2 separate regions of the Homo sapiens genome follow, and region 2 is linked to region 1. A link is a contact called in ENCODE Hi-C or POLR2A ChIA-PET data. All regions are on one chromosome and are shown on one strand. Each heading gives the region's core, a stretch centred on a gene start or an enhancer-like site at or near the end of the contact. The rest is flanking DNA. Distances are from core to core; before and after follow the strand shown.

Region 1 (5,477 bases), core at 1,875-4,374:
GTTCTGGATCCTTCTCCTCCTCCCTCTGCACCATAACTGAAGATGGGATGGAGCATAACTGAAAGTCACCCCTCTCTTCTCTCTCTTGCAGAAGCCTGGCTACAGATAAGGGACCAAAATGACTGACTCAAAATATTTCACCACGACCAAGAAAGGTATTACTTGTTTAATAATGGGCCTTGTCCTACGCTTTCTCTTCCTGTCCCTTCTGTTTTCCTCCTATGGCGGTAGGGAGTAGGGGTGGGAATGAAGGCCTGGAAACATGTGGCAGGAATGACCTAGAGCTTGTGGTAGATCTAGAAAATTGAACTGTTGATGATATAAGAAATTGACCACTCCTTTTAGAGCTCAGAAAGGGAAGAACATTAGCTCCAAGTGCTAAAATAATTATGTTTTTGTTTCCAGGGGAAAGAAGACACACAATCCTATCAGCATCCCCACAGCAGAGAGAGAGTGTGTGTGTGTGTGTGTATGTGTGTGTTTCCGTCCATGTACCTGTGTGTCCTTATCCAACGGCACATGTTTTTCTTTTTTTTGAGATGGAGTTTCACTCTTGTCGCCCAAGCTGGAGTGCAGTGGCGCGATCTTGGCTCACTGCAACCTCTGCCTCCCAGGTTCAAGTGATTCTCCTGCCTCAGTTTCTGGAATAGCTGGGATTACATGTGCCCGCCACTATGCCCAGCTAATTTATTTATTTATTTGAGACTGAGTTTTGCTCTTGTTGCCCAGGCACGAGTACAATGGCACCAATATTGGCTCACTGCAACCTCTGCCTCCTGGGTTCGAGCGATTCTTCTGCCTCAGCCTCCCAAGTCATGGGATTACAGGCATGCACCACCATGCCTGGCTAATTTTGTATTTTTGGTAGAGATGGCGTTTCTCCATACTTGTCAGGCTGGTCTCAAACTCCCAACCTCAGGTGATCCACCAGCCTCAGCCTCCCAAAGTGCTAGGATTACAGGTGTGAGCCACTGCACCTGGCAGTTTTTTGTATTTTTAGTAGAGATGGGGTTTCACCATGTTGGCCAGGCTGGTCTCAAACTCCTGACCTCAAGTGATCCACCCACCTTGGATTGAGTCTATTGAGTAGCTACACTGAAATTTGCTAAGCTAGGCTTATATCGTTGGATATTTTGGTTGTTTCTGCTTTTAAGGAAATGGAGGATGTTGTCGTAGCTGACAAATGTGCTTTGACCCTGTAAGCATCTTTCTGGCCAGCCCTTCCTTCCTCCCTCCTTCCTTCCAAGTGATACTGACACATGCCTGCCGACCAGATGAAAAGAGTCTGTTGTTGGATCAGCTGATCCAGGACCCGAAGTCTGCCCCTTATCAGGCATTTCATGTATTGGTCTAGCTGGTTTTTACTGAGAACCTACCATGTGCAGTGGAAGAGAAACAGAGCCTCTGACCTGGTGTTGCTCAAGGTTGAGCAGGGAAGACAGTCTGTAGAGTAGTAACCACACTGAAGTGTACTGGGTCCAGGGGGGACTGTGGGAGAGCTCTGGGTGGAGCTGGCCAGATCGATGGGGGATAGGAAGGGGAAGGAGTGAGTGCTGTGCCTGTGACACATTTGGGGAAAGGAAGGTAGTGGGCATGAGCTACCGAGGAGGGTGATACAAGAAGAGGTTAGAGCCAGGCACAGTGGCGCCCCAGGTGGTGGCTTGGGTGGGAGGATTACTTGCTTGAGCCCAGGAGTTCGAGTCTAGCCTGGGCAACTAATTGAAAAAAGAGAGAAAGCAATTGGAGAGGTACACAGGGATCAGTCTTGTGGGGCTTAGTGAGCCACAGGGTGAACGTAGTGCTGAGTGTATTGGAGTCCCAGGGGTGGGTTTTGTTGTTTGTTTGTTTTTTTTGAGACAGAGTCTCTGTCACCCAGGCTGGAGTGCAATGGGAAGATCTCTGCTCACTGCAGCCTCCTGGGTTCAAGCAATTCTCCCAAGTAGCTGGGACTACAGGCACGTGCCACTATGCCGAGCTAATTTTTTTATTTTGGGGTTGGGGTTTTTTAGTGGATTTCTTTTGGGAAGAGAGATGTGTGGACAGACATGCCTGGGTTCAATGCTCCAGCCAAAGAGACAAGGAAACAGGTTTAGGAAAGCAAAGTGAGTATCTTGGGTAGGCCCAAGCATAGGGATTGAGAGCATGGGCTTTGGAGCTAGCAGACCTGGTTTTGAGTTTCAGTCCTACCACCTGCTGGCATTGGGTTTACGTTACTGAGCCTCTCACAGCCTCCATTTGCTCACTGCGAAATGGAGGGAAATGCAGAGTTGTGAGGATGAAATAAGAAAATGTGTGGGAACAAGTTAGTATGGGACTGGGCTTAGAGAAGGGCTCAGGGGGGCTGGGCACGGTGGATCACGCCTGTAATCCCAGCACTTTGGGAGGCCAAGGCAGGTGGATCACCTGAGGTCAGGAGTTTAAGACCACCCAGGCCAACGTGGTGAAACCCCGTCTCTACTAAAAATACAAAAATTAGGAGGGTATGATGGTGCCCGCCTGTAGTTCCAGCTATCTGGGAGGTTGAGGCAGGAGAATTGCTTGAACCCGGGATGTGGAAGTTGTGGTGAGCCGAGATCGCACCGTTGCACTCCAGCCCGGGAGACAGAGTGAGACTTCGTCTCAAAAAAAAAAAAAAAAAAAAAAAAGCAAAAAACCATCTGCAGTGGCTCATGCCTGTAATCCCAAGGCTTTGGGAGGCTGAGGAGGGCAGACCACGAAGTCAGGATTTCAAGACCAGCCTGGCCAACATGGTGAAACCCCATCTCTACTAAAAATACAAAAATTAGCCAGGCATGACGGCACGTGCCTGTAGTCCCTGCTACCCGGTATGCTGAGGCAGGAGAATTGCTGGAACCCGGGAGGCAGAAGTTGCAGTGAGCTGAGATGGGGCCACTGCACTCCAGCCTGGGTGACAGAGCGAGACTCCATCTCAAAAAAAGAGAGAGAAGGGGTCAGGAAATGACATCTGCCCTCCTAACCTGTTATCAGGGTCCTGACTATCTGTCCATGGCAGGACCAGACAACCCTACTTCCTCATTTGTTTTTCTCACATCATGAAGTTCTTCAGAACAATTGATTTCATGCTTGAGCTCTCATGGAGCAGCTGAATTCCCATTTTCAGAGCTGAGCAACCACTTGTGTCTCAGGAAGTGAAATCCTGAGCAAGCTGTCTTAGAGGTTTGAGGAAAACAGGAAAGGCCTCCATGTGGGAATCCACAAATCCTGCTCTCACCCCGCAAGCCTTAAGTACTCAGGTTCTATTGCACTGAGCCTTTTAAGGGTCTTTTGTTGAGTGAGGGTAGCTGAGGACAGCTTTGCCTTCCACTGGGTTTTTAGCTCCCTGGCTGAGCAGAGCCTGCCATCATGTTTTTGATGCTTTTGTCTTCCTCAGAACCTTTGTAGCTTCCATGGTTCCTGTTGCTTCAATCCAGAGTGGCCTCTAAGTTTCTTTTTTTTTCTTTTCTTTTTTTTTTTTTTTGGAGAGAGGATCTCACTTTGTGTCACCCAGGCTGGAGTGTAGTGGTGTCATGGCTCATGGCAGCCTCGACCTCTGGCCTCAAACAATCCTCCAGCCTCAGCCTCCCGAGTAGCTGGGATTACAGGCTTGCACCAAAAAATCGCGCTGATTTTTTGTATTTTATTAGAAACGAGGTTTCACTACGTTGGCCAGGATGGTCTTGATCTCCTGGCCTCGTGATCTGCCTCCCTCGACCTCCCAAAGCGCTGGGATTACAGACATGAGCCACCGTGCCCAGCTGATCCTCAGCCTCTTAAAGTGCTGGGATTACAGGTGTGAGCGACTGCACCCGGCCTACAAGTTTCCATCTTGTTAATTCCTGTCCTAACAGTCATCCCTCACTGTTGCCTGGCCCACCTGAGGCCAGGCGCCTGAAGCTTCCCTCAGCCAACAGCATAGGATGTCTTACGTGCCTCCCTCCGGTTCTTTTGGAAGTTAGATACTGGGAATTGTCCCCTGCCAGGGTAGGGAGGGATCACTCATGCTTGCCTCCTTTCCTTAGGGGAGATCTTCGAGCTGAAGGCAGAGCTCAACAGTGACAAGAAGGAGAAGAAGAAGGAGGCAGTGAAGAAAGTGATTGCATCGATGACCGTGGGCAAAGATGTCAGGTGTGTAGGAGTAGGCCTGGTGGCAGCTGGAAGCTGGCTGACAGGGGAGGGTTTATAGCTTGGGTCCACTTCAGTCTCTCCTTTAGGGTGTCTAGGGACCCATGTCTCCCCTCATACAGCTCCCTTCATAAAACTTTCTTCCCAATAGAAGGTTTTGTTTACACAGGAATCACGAGCCCAGACACTGACAGGTCAGGTGGTGATGGAGTGAGTTAACTGGAGTAGGTGGGAAAGGCAGCAGGTGATGGAGTGGGTGTGGCATGAACCCTCTCAGAAACTCCAGAGGATCAGTACTGGCTGGGGAAGAGGACCCAGTGTGGCCAGGTCTTCTGGTTTTTAAAAAGAATGGGAAATCTGGGCCAGGCGCAGTGGCTCACACCTGTAATCCTAGCACTTGGGGAGGCCCAGGTGGGCGGATCTCGAGGTCAGGAGTTCGACACCAGCCTGGCCAATGTGGTGATATCCTGTCTCTACTAAAAATACAAAAATTAGCCGGGCATGGTGGCACATGCCTGTAATCTCAGCTACTCGGGAGGCTGAGGCAGGAGAATTGCTTGAACCTGGGAGACAGAGGGTGCATTCAGCTGAGATTGTGCCACTGCAGTCCAGCCCAGGTGACAGAGCGAGACTCAGTCTCAAAAAAAAAAAAAAAAAAAAAGAAGACGAAGAAGAATGGGAAATCTGGATTTTTCATTTTAAATCTCCCTGTCTTAAGTGGCCAGATGATATTAAACAAACACTGTGTGGTGCAAGTAAAATACATGTGCAGATTGGATTTCTCTAATTTGTCACCGGTGTGCAGCCTCTATCGCACCCGATAGCTAAAGCAGGTCGTGTGTAGAGCGGCTGCCGCACCTTGGCTCATGCTTCCCCTGTGGGAGCGCCCAGTGACCCAGCTTGTCTTCCCATCTTTGAAAACCCATTCGAGGCTGGGTGCGGTGGCTCACACCTGTAATCCTAGCACTTTGGGAGGCCGAGGAGGGTGGATCACAAGGTCAGGAGTTCAAGACCACCTGGCCAAGATGGTGAAACCCCATCTCTACTAAAAATACAAAAATTAGCTGGGTATGGTGGCGGGCACATGTAATTTCAGCTGCTCAGGAGGCTGAGACAGAGAATTGCTGGAACCCAGGAGGCAGAGGCTGCAGTGAGCTGAGCCTGCACTCCAGCCTGGATGACAGAGCGAGACTCCCTCTCAAAAAAAAAAAAAAAAAAACCATTCAAGGTCTGCCTTCCCCGCATTCCTGCCTTCCCTCATCACCCCAGCTCACTACCCCAAACTCAAAGCATTTGCCTCTGTTCCCATCACCCAGCACTAAATGGAGACTGTTCTCTTGTTATGTGTACTTGTG
Region 2 (5,486 bases), core at 2,060-4,559, 180 kb before region 1:
TCCCAAGTAGCTGGGATTACAAGTGTATGCCCCCATGCCCAGCTAATTTTTGTATTTTTAGTAGAGATGGGGTTCACCATATTGGTCAAGCTGGTCTCAAACTCCCGACCTCAGATGATCTGCCTGCCTCAGCCTCCCAAAGTGCTGGGATTACAGGCGTGAGCCACCATGCTGCGGTCAATGTTTGATCCTTCTTCTGATCCTAGAATGGCTTCTTCCAGCTGTCTTATTCCCCAATTCTTTCCAGCAAACCAGGAGGCCTACAGTCTAGGCTGCATCTCCATTAAATCCGCAGATCTCCCAGTTGCCTCTTACCAAAACCTTCACATCTCCAGATTGCCCTTAGGCATGAATTTCTCCACACTGTGTTGCAAATGAAGTCACTGCCATTGGAAAGAGATTAGGAGCTATCTGTTTTAGGGCCTGCTTCTCTCCTGAGGCAAAATCCCGGAGCCAAGGCTCTGGAGCTGTGGGGAAGGACCCTGGAAAGATTCTCTCTGAGAAATACCCTCACTCTAGGAACTGAGCACTTGGTGGAAGGAGGCAGGGGACCGCAATAACCTGAGGCTCAGCCTGCAAGAACTGGGGGATGAGCAATTGGGGCACCAGTAATTTCAGTATGTCATGTCCAAGGTACAGTCCTGTTCCACAAGTAGGGACTAGGTGGAAGAAGGGAGCTCCAACTTTTCGCAGGGCACAGTGGCTCACGCCTATAATCCCAACACTTTGGGAGGCCGAGGCAGGTGGATCACCTGAGGTAGGGAGTTCAAGACCAGCCTGACCAACATGGAGAAACCCTGCCTCTACTAAAAATACAAAATTAGCCAGACATGGTGGCGCAAGCCTGCAATCCCAGCTACTTGGGAGGCTGATGTGGGAGAATCGCTTGAACCCGGGAAGCAGAGGCTGCGGTGAGGCGAGATCACACCATTGCACTCCAGTTTGAGCAACAAGAGCAAAACTCCGTCTCAAAAGAAAAAAAAAGAGAGCTCCAACTTTCAATTGCACTCACACAGGTTTTAACCTCAGCAACAAGTAGCTCTAGGTAGGATGAGAAATGCTGATGTCCTGCTTTTCCTGGGAAGAAAGCATTTGATTGGGAGCTGGGGGAGCAGTGCCCGGTATTACAGTTTGCAATAGTCTGGAGTAGAAGCTCCACCTCACTAAGCTAGGAGTGAGTAAGGAGGGAATGATCTTGGTTCAAATACCATACCCTCTCATCTTTCTTACCGAATTTGTAGATTTTCTTGAATAGGTGTTTTTTCATTTGTTGTTTGCCCTCAGGACCATTGCCGGAGGGTTTAAATAGTTGATTTTAAAAAAAGAATTTTTGGGCCAGGCGTGGTGGCTGCATCTGTAATCCCATCACTTTGGGAGGCCAAGGCGAGTGGATTGCTTGAGCTCAGGAGTTCAAGATCAGCCTGGGCAACATGGCAAAACCCTGTCTTTACAAAAATTAGCTAGGTGAGGCTGGGCGGGGTGGCTCACATCTGTAATCGCACCACTTTCCCACCACTTTGGGAGGCCCAGGTCGGCTGGTCACGAGGTCAGGAGTTCGAGATCAGCCTGCCCAATATGGTGAAACCCTGTCTCTACTAAAAATAGAAAAATTAGCCAGACGAGGTGGCGCACGCCTGTAATCCCAGCTACCTGGAAGGCTGAAGCAGGAGAATCACTTGAACCTGGAAGTGGAGGTGGCAGTGAGACAAGATCGCGCCATTGCACTCTAGCCCGGTGCACTCTGGGTGACAGAGCGAGACTCCGTCTCAAAAAAAAAAAAAAAAAAAAAATTAGCCAGGTGTGGTGGCACACGCCTGTGGTCCCAGCTACTCGAGAGGCTGAGGCAGGAGGACTGATTGAGCCAGGGAGGTTGGTCAGGGTTGCAGTAAGCCATGATCACACTACTGCATGCCAGCCTCGGTGACAGAGTGAGATTCTGTCTCAAAACGAAACAAAACAAAAAAGAATTTTCACCAGTTTTACAGAGGAATGGGTTCCTTAAGCTGTCATGCTGGAAGCTGATCTTATCTAAGGCTGCTTTTGTGTTACAATGGTAGAGTTGAAGAGTTGAATAACTCCAACAGAGATTCTCTAGTCTACAAAGTTGAAAATATTTACTATGTGGTCCTGTACAGAAAAAGCATGCCAACCCTTGCTTACTGCTGCCAATGCTGCTGGTCCACAAACCACACTTTTAGCAGCAAGAACTTAAATTACTTGAGAAGCAGTACTGTACGGGCTGTGAGCTTGGTTCAAAACCCCACCTTGCCATTTACTAGATAAATGGGTTTGTTCTGAGGATTAAATGTGCAAATGTCTAGCACTTTGAAAATACTGAACAATTGATAGCTGTTATCATCATGTTGGAAACTATGTGGAAAGTAAGTATGAGATGTTATATCGTTCTTCAAAGGGTTTTTTTTCCCAGAATATGCAAGCTTTAGAAAAGGGAAACAAGTATTGGCTTTCCAATAAACAAGACGCAACTTCTAATACCTGGGTACATAACAATATTACCTAATGAAAGAATAAACTTTCAAGCTTTTAAGCGTAAGCCTAACTTAAGCCTGACACTGAAATCCTGAATTTTCTATCACAGGAGCATCCAGCTTCTTCCAATAACAATGAATGAAAATAACCTTCAGGAAATGCCAAAACCCAAAAGTCCTATGAAAAAAAGCAGCAATCATCTTTAACATGAGGTTTTGGGCCTAGTTGGCCCTTCCGGTTCTGCCCGTCTCTAGCTACACCCATAAGATGATATAAAGAGAACCTCTCGAGCTTCCACCTCGACTGTCACCGCAGCAGTCGGGGCTGCCGGCCGGTTACCTCGCAATTGAACTCCATCTCGGCGTCCATGGTGACGATCCTCACGGTGAACGTCTTGGGTTGCTTCCTCTTGAGAGAGCTGAAGCTCATGCGGGAAGCGATGGCCCCGGCCATGGCGCGGGGCTCAGGCCCGGGACCCTCGCGCCCCACGGCCTGCACTCTGAGCCCTTTAGCCCCCCTGGAGTTGCTGCACAGGCCTCAGGGCCACCATGGTGGCCGGCTGCCCGGCCCGGGAACGGTCTGGGCTGCGCGGGTCCCCAGCGGCCAGCATGGGCCGCGAGGACCCTGCCTGAGCGGAAAGGGGAGTTGGGGGACGGGCCCTGACGGCTGCAGGGAGGGCACAGGAGCCGGGACCTTCGGTGCAGGCGCGACCCGGCACTCCGGGATTCGGGCCGGAGATGCCGGGGACGCCTCGGGACGGGACCCCTAGACGGCAGCGGCCCAGACTCCGCGCGCCTCTCAGCGGCCGACTAGGGTCACGGGGCCGCGCTGCATCGGGCGCGTACGCGCGCGCGTGGCTGTCACCGTCCTCACTCCGCGCGCCCGCGGGAAGCGCACCCTCCCCACAGCCCGGGGCCTGCTCCCGGCCCCGCCCTCAGGTCGCCCAGACCACTACGCGCAGCGCAACCGAACCGGAGGCTGACGCATAGATGCTGCGATTGGCTGGGAAGGCCAAGGTAGGCAGGACTTTCCCGCTCCGTCCCGCCTCCTTTGGGGTGACTCCACCAATGGAAAGTTTCACTCTAACTGCAAAAAAAGCAGGCCTAGGCTCGGCGTTGAGTGGCTACAGTGGCAGTCACTCTGAATGCTTTTGTGCCTACTCTAACAAGACTGGTTGAGGCGGCGGACCTCTGCTGACCTTACCCGGGAAACCACTTAGAGGCTGGATCCGGGGCGAGGGGAATTGGGTCCTTCGTTGGCCCAGGGAGGGACTCTTCGGTTCAAGTAGGCTCCGAGTGTGGCGCCCCAGGGGACTGCGTTTCGGACACACGGCGAATATTCTTCTTTGGCAGTTAATCACATATACCGACCCCTATGAAACTTTAAAGACACTTGTGGAGGCCTGTTAGGTTTGCTGGCACTTTCCCGCCAGATCCCTCTGCTTCCCTTTAGAATTATTATTATTATTGTTATTATTATTATTATTAATTATTATTATTATTGGGACGGAGTTTCGCTCTTGTTGCCCAGGCTGGAGTGCAGTGGCGCGATCTCGGCTCACTGCAACCTCCGCCTCCCGGGTTCAAGCGATTTTCCGGCGTCAGCCTCCCGAGTAGCTGGGATTACAGGTATGCGTCACCACGCCCGGCTAATTTTGTATTTTTATTAGAGACGGGGTTTCTCCATGTTCGTCAGGCTGGTCTCGAACCTCAGGTGATCCGCCCGCCTCGGCCTCCCGAAGTGCTAGGATTACAGGCGTGAGCCACCACGCCCCGCCTAGAATTATTATTGGTTATACCTACCTCGTGAGGTTGTTGAATTTCAGCGCACTGAATACATATAAGGCTTTAGAGCTGAGCCTGGCATCCTATGAAATTGCTGAATTTGGGTTGAAAATGAAAGCATTCTTTATTTTATACTCTATGATGCCCATTTTTGAACCGTATTCATGTATTATTTATTTAGTGTCATCAAGGGTTCTAACGGGTGTAGGGGGGATAATTACACCTTTCTGTACTTAGATAATAAATTCTATTTTAAAATAGCTCTTAGTAGTCAAATAGGGACAATTTACTGTGTTTTTTCGTTTGTTTTTTGTTTTGAGACAGAGTTTCGCTCTTGTTGCCCAGGCTGGAGTACAATGGGGCGGTCTCGGCTCTCTGCAACCTCCGCCTCCCGGGTTCAAGCAATTCTCCTGCCTCAGCCTCCCCAGTAGTTGGGATTACAGGCACCCGCCACCACGCCCGGCTAATTTTTGTATTTTTAGTAGGGACGGGGTTTCACCATGTTAGCCAGGCTGGTCTCAAACTTCTGACCTCAGGTGATCTGCCCACCTTGGCCTCCCAAAGTGCTGGGATTACAGGCGTGAGCCACCGCGCCCGGTGTACTGAGTTTTAACAACAATAATCACCCCATAAATGTTAGCTAACATTAGCATCACCCCCCCAACTCCACAGGTGAAGATACTGAGAGATATGATAGAGCCACTCGCTGACTATAATGCAGATAGTGAAAGGCAAAGCTAGGACTCAAACCCAGGTCTGTCCCACCCAGAGCCTGCTGGTTAGCACTGTGCTGCCCTGCTTCCAAATTCTCCCTACTACAGCCTCAGGAAATGTGAATTACAGTTCCGGAGTACTCAGCAGACATTGTTGCTGTAACGGTATATTAATGGAATAAATCTAGTTCTTCTGCACGGACCCCTGCTGTGCCTGGTAGCACCGGCCAGGCCTCAGGAATGATTTGCTGCCACACCCAGTGAGGCTGCTGTGGGGACTTTATGTCCTGCCTTCTGCTAGCAAATTCTCCCCACCAAAACTGATTGCTCAGGGCAGTATGGGCTTGGCATGGGAGTGTCTTCATTATCATTGCTTCATTTCTTCCCCGCAGGTGGGAGAACCGGGCTGGGTTTTCTGGGCTCCCCACAGGGACAACAAATGGCTGCTGATAAAAATACGTGACACCGGGCCGGGCCCAGTGGCTCACGCCTGTAATCC

Evidence for each region. A loop is a pair of places that touch in the nucleus more often than their neighbours do. ChIA-PET counts read pairs that join two places held with the same protein, here RNA polymerase II (POLR2A). Pooled maps may share reads with other maps.
Region 2: a pooled map shows a loop between it and region 1 (2.8-fold over the local background). The contact joins the promoter of NF2 here to the enhancer-like site in region 1. A Hi-C loop is called at or near these places in 6 of 37 single-sample maps with no recorded cell type and 7 of 50 pooled maps. POLR2A ChIA-PET finds 5 or more read pairs at or near these places in 1 of 52 experiments (activated CD4-positive, alpha-beta T cell).

The regions. Positions count from the first base shown.
Region 1 is chr22:29,417,803-29,423,279 of GRCh38, reverse strand. It overlaps a transcript of RFPL1 not described here. Among named protein-coding and RNA genes, the nearest start is that of RFPL1, 18 kb to the left of the region's middle. Within about 2 kb of position 3,124, at least 2 of the 41 ENCODE cell types and tissues checked have a DNase peak (open chromatin) inside an H3K27ac peak, as active enhancers do.
Region 2 is chr22:29,601,456-29,606,941 of GRCh38, reverse strand. NF2 (NF2, moesin-ezrin-radixin like (MERLIN) tumor suppressor) reads right to left here and starts at 3,309. Exons shown (of 16, transcript NM_000268.4): 1 at 2,830-3,309. The coding sequence starts at 2,943. RefSeq lists enhancers at 65-586, 3,794-3,923 and a silencer at 2,964-3,543.